2 separate regions of the Homo sapiens genome follow, and region 1 is linked to region 2. The links are chromatin loops, found by intact Hi-C in ENCODE. Cell type or tissue: GM12878. All regions are shown on one strand. Links, peaks and the distances in the headings refer to the core of each region. The heading gives the core; the rest is flanking DNA.

Evidence for each region. Peaks named below come from ENCODE experiments on the same cell type or tissue, not always from the same donor. Only the 100,000 strongest peaks of a DNase experiment are listed, where the experiment ranks them.
Region 1: a loop joins it to region 2, with 3 times the contacts of the local background. A loop is called at or near these places in 7 of 110 quality-filtered maps.

Annotation. Positions count from the first base shown.
Region 1 is chr20:48,712,124-48,720,794 of GRCh38, forward strand. The region is part of intron 5 of PREX1 (phosphatidylinositol-3,4,5-trisphosphate dependent Rac exchange factor 1); the gene reads right to left. Among named protein-coding and RNA genes, the nearest start is that of PREX1, 110 kb to the right of the region's middle. RefSeq lists enhancers at 670-779, 820-869, 3,956-4,165, 5,001-5,060, 7,027-7,206 and 1 more and a silencer at 5,961-6,020. In GM12878, for the core only: no CTCF peak of the experiment used is centred there; DNase peaks (open chromatin) are centred at 548, 5,378, 7,002 and 7,303; H3K4me3 peaks cover 958 bases; H3K27ac peaks cover 5,431 bases.
Region 2 is chr20:48,784,096-48,792,766 of GRCh38, forward strand. All of the region lies in intron 1 of PREX1 (phosphatidylinositol-3,4,5-trisphosphate dependent Rac exchange factor 1), which reads right to left. Among named protein-coding and RNA genes, the nearest start is that of PREX1, 40 kb to the right of the region's middle. RefSeq lists enhancers at 4,324-4,383, 4,964-5,023, 5,124-5,223 and a silencer at 6,103-6,202. In GM12878, for the core only: no CTCF peak of the experiment used is centred there; DNase peaks (open chromatin) are centred at 4,203 and 4,716; H3K4me3 peaks cover 2,777 bases; H3K27ac peaks cover 6,941 bases.

The sequences.
Region 1 (8,671 bases), core at 392-8,391, 72 kb before region 2:
CCATGAAACTGTGTTCTTCCTTCTGCTGGCTCTGTTAAGCTTGGCCATCAGTGAAATTACTTTGCCTCCCAATGGCCCTAGCAGGCAGGTGCTTTTACTATCCCCACTTGACAGATGAGAAAGTTGAGGCTCACACAGAGGCAAGGTCCCCTACCCAAGGGCACGGACAGCTAAGCGGCTACACGGTCCAGCTCCAGAGCTCACATTTCTGAATCACTATTCTGTGATTCTCCAGCCTGAGGCCCTGGGCCTCTTCCCACCTCCCCCAACAAATAGGAAGCTCTCACCACTTTTATTCTTGAAGCTAAAACCTGATGGGTCCATGGCACCCCTCTGATGGGCACTGCCACCATATCTGCTCCTCCCAAACCCTGGAAGTTGGAATCTCAGTGACCCTCCTCCAGTGGTTCCCTGTGGGGCTGCCAACACCCAGTAGTTAGTAAAAGTGAAAAAAAGGCTGCTTCCCTTTTCTATCTGTCCGCCTCTATCTCTATTCTTGCTCTAGGTCAGTGGTAGGGGTAGGGAATTGAAACCAAGCAAGACCTGGCCAGGCCCATAGCTGGACCAAAACCGCAGGGGAAGTGTTAGCTTTGGTGTCTTGGTTCACGGGGCATGTTGGCTCCACTCTGTGGAGCTCCAAAAAATGAGGGCCCATTCCTGCCTCCAGGCCTTTGGACTTGCTGTTTCCTCTCCCGGCACACTCCTCAAGATCTCAAGAAGTAACGGCCACAGTGGCTCACGCCTGTAATCTCAACACTTTGGGAGGCCCAGGCAGGCAGATCACGAGGTCAGGAGTTCGAGACCAGCCTGGCCAGCATGGTGAAACCCCGTCTCTATTAAAAATACAAAAATTAGCCGGGCGTGGCGGCACGTGCCTGTAGTCCCAGCTACTTGGGAGGCTGAGGGAGGAGAATCAGTTGAACCTGGGAGGCGGAGGTTGCAGTGAGCCAAAGGTTGCGGTGAGCCAAGATTGCGCCACTGCACTCCAGCCTGGGTGACAGAGCAAGACTCCATCTTAAAAAAAAGAAAAAAGAAGAAATAACACAAGCCAGGCATGGTGGCTCACGCCTGTGATCCCAGCACTTTGGGAAGCCAAGGCGGGCGGATCACCTGAGGTAAGGACTTCAAGACCAGCCTAGCCAACATGGCAAAACCCCATCTCTACTAAAAATATAAAAATTAGCCAGGCATGGTGGTGCACACCTGTAATCTCAGCTACTTGGGAGGCTGAGGCAGGAGAATCGCTTGAACCCGGGAGGCAGAGGTTGCAGTGAGCCAAGATTAAGCCCCTGCACTCCAGCCTGGGCAACAGAGTGAGACTCCATCATAAAAAAAGAGGCAACATAGTACTGTATAAAGATAGGCCTAGAGATCAATGGAAAAGAATTGTAGGCGGTGGCCAGCAGTTCAAGACCAGCCTGGGCAACACAGAAGGACACCATCTTTACCAAAAAATTTTAAAAACTTAGCCAGACACAGTGATGTGCACCTGTAGTTCCAGCTTTTGGAAGGCTGAGGTGGGAGGATCACTTGGGCCCAGGAGCTCCAGGTTACAGTGAGTTATAATCGGGCCACTGCACTCCAGCCTGAGTGACAGAACGAACCTGTCTCTATTATCTCTTTTAAAAAAAAAAAAGAGAGAGAGAGATAGGTTGATAGGTGCAGCAAACCACCATGGCACATGTAGACATATGTAACAAAGCTGCACATTCTGCACATGTATCCCAGAACTATAAAAAAAAAAAAAAAAAAAGAAAATCAAAAGTAAAAATCAATGCATATCAAAAAAAATTGAGAGTCCAGAAATAAATCCTTACATTTATGGTCAGTTAATTTTCCACAAGGATGCCAAGGCAATTAAATGGACAAAAGAACTGTCTTTTCAACAAATGATGCAACTGAATATCCATGTGCAACAAAATGAGGCTGGCCCCTTCCTCATGCCACACACAAAAATGGACTCAAAATGGATCACAGACCTAAATGTAAGAACTAAAACTATAAAACTGTCAGAGAAAACACAGGAGTAAACCCCTTGTGACCTTAAGTTAGGCGAAGTGCTCTTAGATATGACCAAATGCACAAGCAACTTAAAAAAAATAGATAACGTGAATTTCACCACAATTTAAAACTTCTGTGCTTCAAATGACACTACCCCAACGTGAAAGCCAAAAAATAAATAAAATTTAAAAGGAAGGGAAAAGACAATCTGCCTAATGAGGAAAATAGTATCAATTACACATCTGATGAGGAACTTGTACCCAGAATATGTAAAGAACCCTTACAACTTAACAACAAAAAGATAAATAATACAAGTAAAAAACAGGCATAGGACTTGAACAGACATTTCTCCAAAGAAGATACACAAATGTCCAATAAGCAGATGAAAAGATGTTCAACATCATGTGGGAAAATGCAAAACAAAACCAAAATGAGATACCACTTCACATCTACTGGAATAGCTATAATCCAAAACATGAATAACAACTGTTGGTGGAGATATGAAAAAAATAGAGCCCTCCTACATTGCTGGTAAAAATATAAAATGCTGCAGCAGCTTAGGAAAGCAGTTGGGCAATTCCCTTGAGACACCATGATCCAGCCATACCTGAAGCCATCTATCCATGGCTTGTCAGTTATGTGAGCCTATTTATTTTTTACATATATATGTTGTGTAAGTCAGCTTGGGCTAGTTTTTCCATCTCTTATTTGAAAAAGTTCCTACTGCTTCACAGTCTCAGAGGGAGTGCACAGATATGGAAACTCGAAGGTGTCCCAGCTGGTCTCAGACAGGCATAAAATGTGGGTATCTTCAAAGCCAACGAGAGCTTGAGCGATACTAACAAAGGTCTAACATGCGAAAGGAGGGAGGTGAGAAGGCTCCTGCCCAATTCAGAACTGAACAGACTGTACTAATAAATCAGAATAGAGTCACATTCAAAGGAGACATACTATGGTACTGAAAACCCTGGAATCCATATCCAAAGTGGAACAGATACATGAACTTCCAGGGTTTGGCCCAGAGAAGAGTATTTCTGGAAGGAACCCAAGAGGTGCTTGCTTGCTTGCTTGCTAAGCGTCTTGGGAGAACTACATGACTAAGAGGCCCGGTGAATCTGTAAGACCTCAAGGAGTCCAATGGGACCAGTGCAAGAGACCACTGTTTGAATGAATTAATCCATTCTTACACCACTTGGAGCTTTCTCGCAAGAGAGAGGGCTACCTTGTAAGGTAGTAAGTTCCCCATCAATAGAAGTATCAATGATAGATTCAGGCCCACTAATGCCTTATTCTAGCTCAAACCCATTATCAGATGATGAAACTGGAGAGCTCTGTGGTCAAGAGAATGGGTGCTGGGAAAAGGGAGGCATGGTCTCTACTTCGCCTCCACCACATCTCAGCTGTGGGGCCTTGCACAAGTGGCCTCACCTCTCTAAAGCCAAGTGTGTGCATCTGTGAAGGAGGCTAAGACTCACCCCCTAAGGCTAATGTAAGGATCCAATGGGGTGATGAATGTAAAAGTCTTGGTACCCAATAAGGACACAATATTTATCATCATCGTCATTATGTCTGTGGTAATAGTGGCTATTTCTTATGATTTCTGCATAGTAGGAATAATAGTGAAAATAGAAGTCGTGGTAATAGTCCTAATAGCTAGCATCTACTAAGTACTTACTGTGCACCAAGCACTGCTCGAAATTTAAGTGTATTAAGTCATTTCATCCTCGAATCATCCCAGTGAGGTGGGTACTATTATCATCCCACTCTATATATAAGGAAACTGAGGCACAGAGAGGTTAAAACCCTCTTGCCCAAGGCCACAGAGACAGAAAGTGGGACTTGGCAGATGCCAACCACATCTACAGGCCCCTCTAGAAATAGTAATAGCTGGAAATGAACACCTCCAAATCAGACTCTTAGAACACAAAGTGTCTAAGTAGGGCAGGTCCTGGGGATCCTTTAGAAAAACTGAGTGCAGGGAAGAGAGGGGTGTGCCAGGGCTACCCTGTGAACCAGCAGCATTAGCCCCTCCAGGAGCCAGGCTGATGGCCTTCCCCAGCATCCGCCCCTCGAGTCCTGTGTGGTTTCGCGAGTGGGGCCCCAAGCGAAGGCTTCCTAGAAGAGAGGATGTTGGCGCAGAGAAGCCTGGGCTTCCGCGAGATGCCTCACCTCCCTCTCGCCCCTGCAATCACATTTACTCAAAGGATGTCCAAAGGTGCCCGCTCTGAGCAGCCCCTTCATGTCCCCAAAACTGTGTCATCAGCTCCCAGCATGGCCGTAAGAGGCAGCCTGAGGCGCAGGGCCTCAAACCCAAGGGCAACAAACAAACGTGGCTAGAGCCAGCTCCTACTGGCTCACTCAGCTTCACCGAAGGCCCAGCTCACTCAGCCTTATCCCAAGGCCCAGGAGAGGACTGGGGGAAGAACAAAGGGCTCAGAGGAAGAGGAGGTGGTAAGGAGAGAGGAGGATGAGCTGCAGAGGTCTACTGCTTCCACCTGCTCCTCTCTCGGGCCATGGAGTCCAGGAGAGGTCACCCCAGCCAGCTCCCAGTGTGGATCTGTGACTAAAGCCTGACCTTCCATCCTCCCAGCCACACAGGGAGAGTGTGGGACCCATGCTGAGCCGGTGGGCCTCAGGCTGGGACTTCCTACGCAAACGCTGGGAAAGGCATGCTCTCCTCTCCCTGGGTGGGTACACTGGTCACACACAGGCCTGAGGCTGCTGGTGACCAACGACGCCACTGTAAGAAAGCAGCCTCCTGAGCACAAGGCTGGCACTGAGGGAAACACAGCAGGACATGGACAGACGGAGTCAGGATAGTATCGCCTGAGCCCTGGATGCAGCTATGCCTGAAGTCAGACCTACCCTTGGTCTTTTCTGTTTTCTATTCTTTTTTTAAAAGTAAGTTTAATTAACAATGTCATAAAAACAATAAAGTAGATTTTCAGTCACTGGCAAGCGAAATCATAAGAAAATGAACCCATAAACCCACAGTGTGAAAACAAAGCTGCAATTGTCACTGGAAGATGTGATAATACCCACCATTCTCTGTGACTTGGGGTTGGTGGGGGTTGGAAAGCCATATTGTCCTCTCCACAAAGAGAAAAAGGCAGGAGGGTGGTGTCACCAACAGGGTCTGGGTCAAGCAGAACAACACCAACTTTCTGGGGACACCTCAGCCAACTCCAGGAAGGGGCTGATCCTGCACTCAGTGACTTGCCTCCAGTCACACAGGCCTGCCCAAGGCTCTGCCATCTAAGCTCAGGAAGCCTGGCTTGCTCCTGTACCCACAGTGCTGAAGTCCCCTGCGGCCATACCTAGGGTGACAGCAGAATGCAAATGAAGAGGTGCTAAGGATACCCACCACCACTTTAAAAAAAAAAAAAAAGGAAAAGAAAACAAGAAGCGAAAAACATCTGGAAGTCCAAGAGAACCCAGAAGTGAAGAGCTCCCCAGCATTGCAAAAAAAAACCCACAAACACCCTGCATGCATGCAAATCATATGCAGACTTCATGCAAATGTATTTCCAATTTTAACAATTTCAGCCTCTGCTGCATGTCTAGGAAAACTGTAGTCCCACCAATTAGGAATTAGCAGGAGAAAGGAAATAATGCTCGTGGGTTTTAAAAACTCCTTTCTTCTACTCAGAGAGGAAAGGGGGGTAAAGTGGGAAGAGGGTTCCTATCAGGAAGTTCCTGTTCTGGCTTTGATGAGGATGTGCTGTGTGACCTTGGACAAGTTGCCTCCCCTTTCTGTGCCTATGCCTCTTGGGTATGCAAGGTAGTGATGAGACCAAGCTAAATGTTATCGCCAGCCTCTGTCAGCAAAGCAGAAGCTCTGGCCACCCTGGACTTGCGTTTCCACCTTACAGTAACAGTTGGCTGGGCTGAGCAGTGGCTGTTCCTTAGAAGGGATGTGTGTCCTCTAGTCTGCCACAGTTCCCACCCAACTCGCTAAGTTACAACCACCCTACTCACTCGTTTCCTGCACGTGCCCTGCAGGTATCTGTGTTTGTGACCCTAGGGTGGTAGGTCTCTACTGACCCTCCAGGCTCTGACATTCAGGAGCTCTATATCCAGCCTTTCAAAGAGGCCCTAGCACGGCTCACCGTGAAGTTCTACACCTCTTGCTCCCACTTCCAGGCTCTGCACAGGCATTTCTCTAGAGAAAAGGGTAAAATGGTGAGAGATGGTGGTGATTGATGGTGATGGTAATGGTGGTGGTAGTGGTGATGATAGCTATAAATTTCAACTTAGTGGAAGCAAAAATAAATAAAAATAAAATAAATAAAGGAAAAAGAGCAACTAAGCCAAAGAAACTAAAACAATCCAAAATAAAACACGGAAAGACGCAAAAGCATCAAAAAAAGAGGATAAACAGAAATCAAAAAGAAGGACGGCAGAACCAAGTTCAAATATATTAATAAACACAATAAATATAAGTGGACGAAACGCTCCTGTTAGAAGATATTATCAGATCAGATTTTAAATTGAACTCTATGGAGTTAACAAAAAAAGCACCTAAAGTCTAAGGATTCAGATAGGTCAACCACAAAAGGAGAAATAAGATATTTCAGGAAAACACTAGTCAAAAGAAACTTAATGTAGTTATATTAATATTGGAAAAAACAGACGTTGAAACAATAAAAATAACTAATATTAAGCACATCTCAGCATTTTACAGATATTTTTCATTTCATCTTTATAATAACCAATAACTAGGGCACTATTTCACAGGAGAAAACTGAGGCACACAGAGTTTAAGTCAGATTTCAAAGAGGCAATGCTAATAAGGTCAGGAGCTAGGATTAATAAGCATAAAAACCATTACAATATTTGAGTCACCAACATTTAACAAGCATGACCATTTACTCAGTAGTATGCAAAATGCTTTCATGAGTTTTTTCATGCATTGTCTCATCTGATCTTCACAGCAAGCCTGGGAGGTAACTACCATGCCCATTTTACAGATGGGAAAATGGAGACAAAGAGAGGTTCAGCAACTTGCCCTTGGTCACACAGCTAAGAAGTGGAGTTGGACTTCCGAATTCACTCTTAACCACACACAGTACAAGAGAAAGTAGAATCCAGGTTGGACCCCACAAAAGGTGATCTAGGAAGGCTCCTTCGAAGATGGGGCAGCTGAGCATGGCTTTGAAAGGAAGAGGTGATGGCAGGACCCCCCCCCCAACTCCCCAACAAGGGGTGTCCCGAGGTTAGTGCTCACCACACAGGAAAGAGCCTAAGCACAGGCTGACACAGGTTGAGTCTCTGGGGCAGCTGTGGGCGAGGTGTTGGTGCTCGGCCCGAGAGACAGGATGAAGGGGTGGGCACTGTGGTTGGGGGAGGATGGGGTCAGGGTAGAGGGGGCTGCAGTGAAGAGATCTCTGACTTCCTGTGCTTTCTCAGCAAGACGGTGACAATGCCCGATCCCCAGCAGATGAGGAGCTCACTGCATAACATCAGTCAGACAAAAACTCCAAAGAGATAACCCAAAGTATCCAGAATAATAGAAGGACTCTGGGAAATCAAAAGGACAATTGTCCAATAGAAAATGGGCAAAGGATGTGAAAAGGCAACTCTCATGAAATGCACCCACCTCCACTGCCACCACCAGGTCAAGACATCTCCTACCCGAACCACTGAAGCCAAGCACTTTCTGGTCTCCCTGACTCCATCCTGACCACCCCACGGTCCATCCTCCACACACAGCCAGAGGGACCCCATTAGAACTAAGGCAGATCCCATTCCTCCCTGCTCAGAACCTTCCCATGGCTCCCACCTCACCAAGATGGAAAATAAAGACCCCACGATGGCCCACAAGGCCATACCTGACCTGGCTCCATTACCTCTCTAACCTTACTCCCTCGCTCTCTCCCTATCCTCTTCCTTTCCAGTCACCCTGGCCTCCTCACTGTTCCCCAGACACACCAGCAACAGTCCTGCCCCAGGGCCTTTGCACTGGCTGTTCCCTCTGGAACAATTTTCCCCAAGGTACCTGCTTGACTTCCTCCTTCACCTCTTTCAGGTCTTTGCTCAAATGTTTCCTTCTCAGTCCAGCCTTCCCTGACCACATTATCTAAACCTGCAACCCCCTGAGTGACTCCTGGTCCTTACTGATCTTCTGAACCTGATATTTATTTTTTCCACAGCATCCAAATATTCCATCTAAACAAGCATACACATTTCTTACTCATTTGTCACCATCTCCCCCAAGAAGAATGTCCGTTCCAAGGGGACAGGGGTTCAAGCTGGTTTTGTTCACTTTGTACCTCTAGCACCTCAAGCAGTGCCTGACACATAACAGTTGCTCAATAAATAGGTGGTGAATGAATGAATGGCTTCAAAAACCCTAAACACTGCAGCACCAACCGTGGCTGTCTCTCAGAGGACACTAGGAAGACGGAAAGGGATTTGCTAAGAGAGTAGTATTCTACTGTGTGAGTCACTGTTTTTTAATGTTGGCTTCTCCCCTTCCCCCTCCACCCATCCTACATAAAGTCTGCTCTGGTGCCACCTAAAATCTTCTGGAAAGCTATGAGTAGTATACGTCCATGCTCCGGGAAACACGTCACTCCCAGTTGTCCCCCTTCACCGAGAATTGAGGTCAACACCTCCCTGGCAATGGACCTCACTCAGTCCATCCCAGGAGCGCGGACCTCAGTATCAG
Region 2 (8,671 bases), core at 221-8,220:
AGTCGCTGGCTCACAATGAGAGTGAAGAAAGCCCAGGAAGACCACATAAGAAGTTCCAAAGGAACTTTTCTGACCATCAGAGAGTGCACAAGAAGTCCAAAAACGGGCTCCAGGGGTTTTGCAAAATGACTCTTTATCATCATGCTATAAAGTGAAACCTTACATGAATGATGTGGCATCGTGTAATCATTTAATTTTATCAGAAAAATTACACATACCCCCAACAGTAAAAAATAACACTTGGTTCCCTCCTTGTTGATTCTAAGAATTCATGCAATGTTGTTATTACATTCTAAATACAGTTACTGACGGGATAAAATTCCACCTATTTTTAGGATTGTGGTTTTCTTCTTCAAAGTGAAGGACTCATCTAGACTCTACCCCCGCCACCCCACATTCTCAATATTGCTATGTTAGGGCCCATTTTCAATGAGTTCTCAGCAGCAGGCCTCATTTTGGTAACAATTATTCTGTGACAGTGAGGCCGTCCTGATCTGCACACTGCTGGACCGAAAGGCCTCCCCCTCTTCCCTAAAGAAGCCCCTTTTCTGGGGGTCAAGAAGCCGACCTGCCCACAGGAACTGGGAGCCCACCAGAAGAGAAAGGCAAGTGGGCGACTGGGCATGAAACCTTGGGAATTAAATGTCCTGGGTCCTCCTGACCCCACCTGAGCCCACAGCAGCTCCTTCCCACTCCACTGGCTGGACAGAAGCAGCCACAGCTCCCTGTGTGTAGCCAGCAGACCCTCCCTTGTGCAATCTCATTGAAGTATATACTTAAAATGGGTAGGTTCTTCCAGATATCATTTCTATTTCTTTCTCTCTTTTTTTTTTTTGAGACCGAGTTTCGCTCTTGTCACTCAGGCTGGAGTGCAATGGCATGATCTCGGCTCACTGCAGCCTCCATCTCCCAGGTTCAAACGATTCTCCTACCTAAGCCTCCCAAGTAGCTGGGATTACAGGCACCTGCCACCACACCCACCTAATTTCTGTATATTTAGTAGAGATGGGGTTTCACCATGTTGGCCAGGCTGGTCTGGAACTCCTGACTTCAGGTGATTCGCCTGCCTCAGCCTCCCAAAGTGCTGGGATTACAGGCGTGAGCCACTGCACCCAGCCAGATATAATTTCTATTTCGATGAAGCATATTTTTTTAAAGTGCTGATCTGCCTGTCAGCCTACTTCCTGCCTGGGGTCTCCTCTGACAAGCCCACAGGAGGTTTACCAGCAGTGGCTGCCCCGCTCCCACACCTGTGATGGGTGGCAGCCAACACCAGCCCAGAGGACACCTTTAGGGCCCACTCATCGAAGCTGCAAAGATGCTGAGCGCCACTGGTACCTCCACTGCCATCCATTCTGCTCAAGAAACTGGCTTTGGGTGGGACCCCCTGGTGGTGCCAAGGCTTGGCTCCAGCCACTGTGACCACCCAAGGTTCCCCAAACTCATCCACAGAGCCTGGCACCAGATAGCAGAGCGGCCAGCCAGGGCTGAGCTCAGGCCTCATCGCTGATGTTCGGACTCCAGGGACACCCCCTCTCACCCTACAGAAGTACCTGTCCCAGCTGGCCAGTCTCTTTGGGCTTTTACCTCCAACCTTCAAGATGTCACCACCTCCACCGGTGCCAGCAGCCCCTCTGCTTTCCCTCAGTAAGCCTGTGCACTCAGAGGGTTTTGATCCAAGGCATCAGCAGGAAAAAAAAAGTGCACCAATGTCCCCAAATTCATTCCATAAATACTGACGAGCCCCCATCATGTGGCAGGCGGTGGAGACGGAGGGCACAGGAAGACAGAGCTTACCTCTAGCAAAGGGAGACAGACAACACAGCAGCAGGCAAAGCCACAGGGCAGAAAGAGCCGGGATGGATGGGCCGGTGCCTTCCAGCAGGGGGTTCAGAAAAGGCCATGAGGAGGGTCCATGAAGACAGTGGGGCCTGAGCGGGCTCATGGATCACAGCAGGAAGAGAATGGGGCTGGGCTGGACCCGAGCATCTGAGGAGCAGCCAGGGGCCAGGATGGCTCTGGGCAGAGAAAGGGGGTGAGTCGGGGAGGTGAGGTCAAACCTGGAATCTAGGCCTGAACAAAACTCCCTGGGAGGGGTCCTGGTGGCATGCTGGGGGCGGGGGGTGGTAAGCAGCTGGACCCCCTTGGAGGACAAATAAGCAACAAATCTATTTGCCTCCTTTCAGGGCATGTAGGTTTTGGACTTTCTAAAGGGCTAGGCAAACCTACCCTTGGGGACCCATCCTACAGAGACCCTAGAACCTGGGCCCAAGACATGACCAACAAGGAGACTCAGGGAGAGGAGGGAGAGCAGGAGAGAAAGAAAGTGGCGGGGAAACGGGATAGGGTAGAAAAGGGAGGATGGGGGCCGGGCACGGTGGCTCACGCCTATAATCCCAGCACTTTGGGAGGCCGAGGCAGGTGGATCACCTGAGGTCAGGAGTTCGAGACCAGCCTGGCCAACATGGCAAAACCAGATCTCTACTAAAAATACAAAAATTAGCTAGGTGTGGTGGTGCACACCTGTAATCCCAGCTACTCAGGAGGCTGAGGTGGGAAAAATCGCTTGAACCCGGGAGGCAGAGGTTGCAGTGAGCCAAGATCATGCCACTGCACTCCAGCCTGGGTCACAAAGCAAGACTCTGTCAAAAAAAAAAGAGAAAGAAAGAAAAGAAAAAAAAGAGAAGAGTAGAAAAGAAAAGAAAGAGAAGGAAGGAAAGAAAAAGAGAGAGAGAGAAAGAAAGAAAAAGAGAGAGAGAAAGAGAAAGAGAGAGGAGGGTAGGGAGGAGAGGAAAGGGAGAGGTGGAGGGGAGGGAAAGAGGAGGAGGCGTGGGAAGGACAAGAGGTCACAAGGATGCGACTCCTGACCCTCCCAGCCCCCCCTCCCCACAACACACTCCAAGAACCTCTCAGAAGCCCCCTTGAGCATAAGATGCTGATGACCCTCTGGGGACCCATTCTCTGGGCCTCACTGGTGGCTAGAAACGTCCAGCAAAGGCTGCGAGAAGCGGGCTGGAAGGCCATTCCTGACACCCTCCTTCCTCACCATGGTGACGGGCGACAGTGCCCACCGCCCCTCAACCCTGGCCCTCCCTGAGGAGGCCTGGGGAGGATTCTTCCTTTTAGCCCTGGAAACAGACCCTGACACTCGTGTCTGCTTCCCCCGATCCCAGGACGACACGGCACTTATGAATACATAAATCTCATAATCATGTAAAAGCTGGCTCTGTCTAGTGATTTCTTTTCAAAGACATCATAAAGGTCCTTTATAAACAAACAAAAAAAAAAAAGAAAGAAAGAAAAAAGGCTGATTCCAAAACATCACACATTACAAGTGTTTGAAGGAACAGCGAATGCCCGCTGGCAGCAAACAGCCCCCGGCCAGCCGGGGTCCACAAGAGAATGTTTCAGAGGCCTGAGCACTCTCGAGCTCATTTACTCTCTCTGCTGCTCCCCACATTATGGATTTATGTAAGCAGGACGACGAAAACCCTCGTCTTCCCCCTTACATTAAAAAAAAAAAAAGCAACCATAAAACAAAAAACAAAACAAAACAAAAAAACATTTTTGCAAGGAATTTTATAAGCTGATCTGGAGAACAGAAGAAGGACTAAGGAAACCCCTAAAGAAGTCTGGTTGCAAAATGTTCTGAAAAGAAAAAACAAACTTTTAACACAGGAACACCCAATGATACATTTTTTAAGTCTAATTTTGAAAAATGATCAAAACACTTTTTTTCCCCAACATTACAAATTACAAGTGGCCACCAGATGCTGGAGGAGGGAAATATGGCTGTGGTTTGTTTTATCTTCTCTGTTTTTAAGAAACCTCAAAATTAGGGAAGTCACATATACACAAGCAAAGGCAAGGCAGGAAAACTGCCGATGTGGGAGCTAAACTTCACTTGCAGATGGCGGAGGCTTCGAGATTAACGCACCCAGGAATCAGCCACATCCAGCCCTAGAGCGGGGGACCATGAGAGAATGTGTGCAAACCCAAATTGAACTTGTAATTCACTTGATGGATTTAAAAGGCCCGTGGGAAGTTTTCTGTAAGCCGGGAACATTTTGCTGCTAAGAAAGCCCCACCACCCAGGGAACAGGCGGGCAGTGTCCTCGAGCCTTTTGCAGGATAGAGGCAGATGTTTGGAGATATGATGTAACCTGGGTGAGTGAATTCATTCAAAGATGAGTCATGAAAGCAGCCCTCAAATGTCCTTCAGAAATCTCAGTAGCAGAACACAGAGCTTGGACCCAAATGCCCACCTACCACCCTCAAACAGGAAGCTCCCCTCTTTCAAAGAAGCTCTGGCCCTGAGGATGATGGCAGGCTTCAGCTCTTTGGCCACCAGCTTCTATTCCCTCATTTTACCGTAAAGTACCCTGATGCTGCTTGAAAGGTGTTGCTCATCCCCCACCTGAGGCACACAGAGCACAGGATGAAGCCAATTCTTTGTACGTTGAGCCCCTAGATCAAACTCTACCTGAAGCTGTAGGTCTAGCTTCATGGGCTATTATACTTCTTCTCTTATATGAGTCTGACTGGTTTGGGTTTTCAGTCACTGCTATGGTTTGAAGGCATCCCCCACATTTCATGTGTTGGAAACAAATACCCGCTGTGGCAAGATTCAGAGGTGGGGCCTGTAAGAGGTGACTGGCTCATAAGAGGCTCTGCCCTCATGAATGAATTAATGCATTCACGGATTAACGGGCTAATGGATGAATGGGGTATCATGGGAGTGGAACCGGTGGCTTTGTAAGAAGAGGAAGAGAAACCTGAGCTGGCGTGTTAGTGTGCTCAGCCCCCCTGCCACGTGATTCCCTAAACTGCCTCGAGTCTCTTTAGAACCCCCAAGAACGTTCTCACCAGATGTGGCCCCTCCACCTGGGACTTCTCAGCTTCCATAACTGTAAGAAGAAAGTTTCTTTTCTTTATAAATTACCCAGTTTCAGGTATTCTGTTATGAGCAACAGAAGATAGACTAAGACACTCACTCACACATTGAGCCCCACCATGCAAGGATTAAATAAAACCCTGACTTTAGCTAGAACCTTCAAAGTTCGGCCATGTCTACCCCTTCCAAATAACCACCAATTCAGAATGGAACAAGTTCCTCCAATGTCATGGAAGGTTCCCAGCTTCACCCAACTTCACAGTGCGATCTACCATCTGCTTCCTCAACATCTCCATCCACCTTCATCACGGGACAACCTGCAGAGCCTCAGGCCCTGACTCTGCTCCTCACCACAGAGGTTTTCTGAGTAATAATGATGGTAATAACAACATCATCAACAGTCAGGGCTTGCTGAGAGCTCAGGATGGGCCAGTGGGCTTGCTCTAAGCACGTTCATATGGTTATCTCATTTAATACAACACCCTTAGCAGTGGGTATCATTAGTCTCCCCGTGCTATAGATAAGGGAGCGGAGTCACCTGCCCAGAGTCACACAGCTTGTCTGTGGCAGGGCCAGGCTATCAGCCAGCCCCCACGCAGCCACTTGAAATGAGTATTTTTATGTTGATATGAGTAACTATGGCTATCATATCAAAACCATTATTTCATGAACATTATTAAGCTGAGACTATAAAGTTTTTAAAAAGGGAGGAGGTTCAGATTGAGTAAAAATATTATATAGACAATGTTGTGACTGGTATTTGAATATTATACAAATCATAAGACTGATACTGAAATGAGTATATTGCAGGAAATACTGGACGGACAGATGAACAGACGGACGGATGACAAATGGATGGACAGATGGATGGACAGGTGGGTGGGTGGGGAGATGGATGGGTGATGGATAAGGAGGAAAGAAGAAGGGAGAAAAAGAATGAAGTGAAGAAGGGGAGGAAAGAAGGAGAAAAATGGGCCTGGCACGTAGTAGGTGCTCAACCAATATGCTGAATGAACCCATTAGCAAAGAAGTAGTAGAGTGCTGTAGTTAAGAGTGTGGGCTTTGAAGTCAGACTGCTGGTTCATGACTTGGCTCAGCCTTTCCTCGCTGAGGAACCCTGGGCATGTGACAAAACCTCTCTGTGCCCCAGTCTCCTGGACTGTGAAATGGGACAATAGGAACACTTCCATCAAGGCAGCCAGAAGAAATAAGTCAGTTAATGAATGCAGAATGCTCAGGACACAGCCGGATGCATCCTAAGTGCTTGGTAAGTGTCAGCTAACAATATGATGAGTAAGTTGTCAAATCCATTCTAGGGCTGACCCAGTCTAACCACCTCTCTATTTCAGAAGCAACCTCAAGTTCCACGAGCCTCCCCCGAAAGTAGGAACGGAAGAGAGGAAACAGAGGAACAAAAGGCTCCACTCTCCCCAGGCTCCAAGGAAAAAGGAGGGTGGAGGGCTGCAAGGTAATTTAAGAAGTTTAACAGGGAAAAAAAGTCTTCAACATGAGTGCGGAAAAAAAAAAGATAAATTCAATGGTCCAGGCTGCCTCTCGAGACAGCTAAATTCTGTTGTGCTCATTCTGCATGCTTCAGCTTTTCTTAGACTCTGAGGAGTTTTTGCCTAAATTAGAGCCTGCAATATGCTGAAGAGAAGAAAGGGAAGGTGAAGGGAGGCAGAGAAAGGATCAGGGGCCTGTTAGGCACGCCCTAGAGGAAGCCTGGCTGTTCCATCCACTCCAACACTGAATGCCGAGACAGTGAAAGTCAAATCCCAGCACCTTTCCCCACAGCCACAGCCACAAGCTGTGGGTTGCACCCAAGTCCCACAGCCCAGCCCTCAGTGCACTCAACACTTTCCCTGCCATATCCCAACATCCCCAGCAGCAGCCACCCAGATTCTCCAGAACATCTGCTTACCTCTACCCACCCTGTCCCCATCAGCTCCCACCCTCCCCAGTCAACTGAAACATTACTGGCTGCTCAGGTGACTGCTATCACCACCCGGGAACCCCAACACATATTTATTCCCAGGAATATGTGAGAGGGTGAGAGTGTGCGCATGTGCATGAATAATGCATACACTGTACTTATGCAAGGAGATATGCATGCAGAAAACGGCACCCCAGCTAGCTGACTTGGAACTGTGCAGATTCATGCACACACACACACACACACACTAATATCACTCCCTTCGGTAAACACAGACAGACAAAGCACACAGAAATAAATCGTTACCTTCGCGCTGCTGCTGCCAGATGGCAGAGCCTGGCATTGCTGTGTCTGCACGTCTGTGCATTTGTGTGTAATAATAACGGTGGCTGACATGACTGAGCTCCTACCACGTGCTGGACGCTGTCCTAAGTGCTGCATCAAACCCAGAGGAGGTGTTATTATTACCCGTTTCATAGCTGGGGAAACCAAGGCACAGAGGTCAAGTCATTTGCCCCAAGGTCACCCTGCTGGTGAGGGGTAAAGTCAAGGACTACAGAATAAGCACCCAATATGAGCAAGTCTCGTTTTATGACCCTGGGGGGTGACAGGGAGGAATCCCAAGATGACCAGCTGCCATGGGGGTCCTCAACAAGCCCACCGTCCCAGTGATGGGTCAGGTTTCAACACAATTGAAACGGACAAGAGCCAGAACTCCCCAGGAAAGAGGGGTGCCCAAGGTTCAGAAATGTTTGAAATCAAGTTCAGTGTCCAGCAAAGTCCTCACCACCAGCAACAAGTCAACCCGGGGGCAGAGTATGCAAACTGGCAACCCACAGGTTTGGCCCACAGTCATGTTTGGTTTGGCCCATGAAGTGTTTGTTAAAAATGTGATTGAGTTGCCAACTTTTAAAAATCGAGTGATTTCATACCAAAAACTCCACATTTCCTGCCATTGGAAAATGTCTTTAAGAAGTCAAGAGATCTGGCAATACCGGGCTCGAGTTCCCGCACGGGGACTGCTGCCTGGGGCTGAGAGGTGGCTGCTTGCTTGACATGGGACATGTGCTCCAGAAGGCACAGATTGGGGTTGGGGGCCTGCCTGTGGGGGCTCACTTCTGTGCCTCAGTTTCTTCATCTGTAAAACAGCTTCCCCATAGGACTGGTGTCTGGCACCCAGCAAGCACTCAATAAATGTTAAATAGCACTGCTGTCTCCCCAACATCCAAGGCCCAGGGCTTGAGGCATTGTTTTATAAAAATAAGAGCTAAGGCCAGGCGTGGTGGCTCATGCCTGTAATCCCAGCACTTTGGGAGGCCAGGTGGATCACCTGAGGTCAGGAGTTCGAGACCAGCCTGACCAACATGGAGAAACCCGGTCTCTACTAAAAACACAAAATTAGCTGGGCATGGTGGCTCATGCCTGTAATCCTAGCTACTCAGGAGGCTGAGGCAGGAGAATCACTTGAACCCAGAAGGCAGAGGTTGCTGTGAGCCAAGATCGCGCCACTGCACTCCAGCCTGGGCAACAAGAGCAAAACTCCATCTCAAAAAAAAAGGAGCTAACACACATCTAGCACCCGCGCTGTCCCAGGCTCTGTTCTGAGAGCTGTACTTTATGAACTCACTCAATCGTCCCAAGAAACCTATGAGACCATTCCTAGGTAAAAGCCCAAGAGAAATAAAAACTATCTCCATACAAAAACTTGTACACTCATGTGCATAGCAGTATTATTCATAGTAGCCAAACTGTCAAAACCCAAATGTCCATCAGCTAATGAATGGATAAACAAAATGTATATCCATATAATGGAATATGATACAGCCATAAAAAAGGAATGAAAT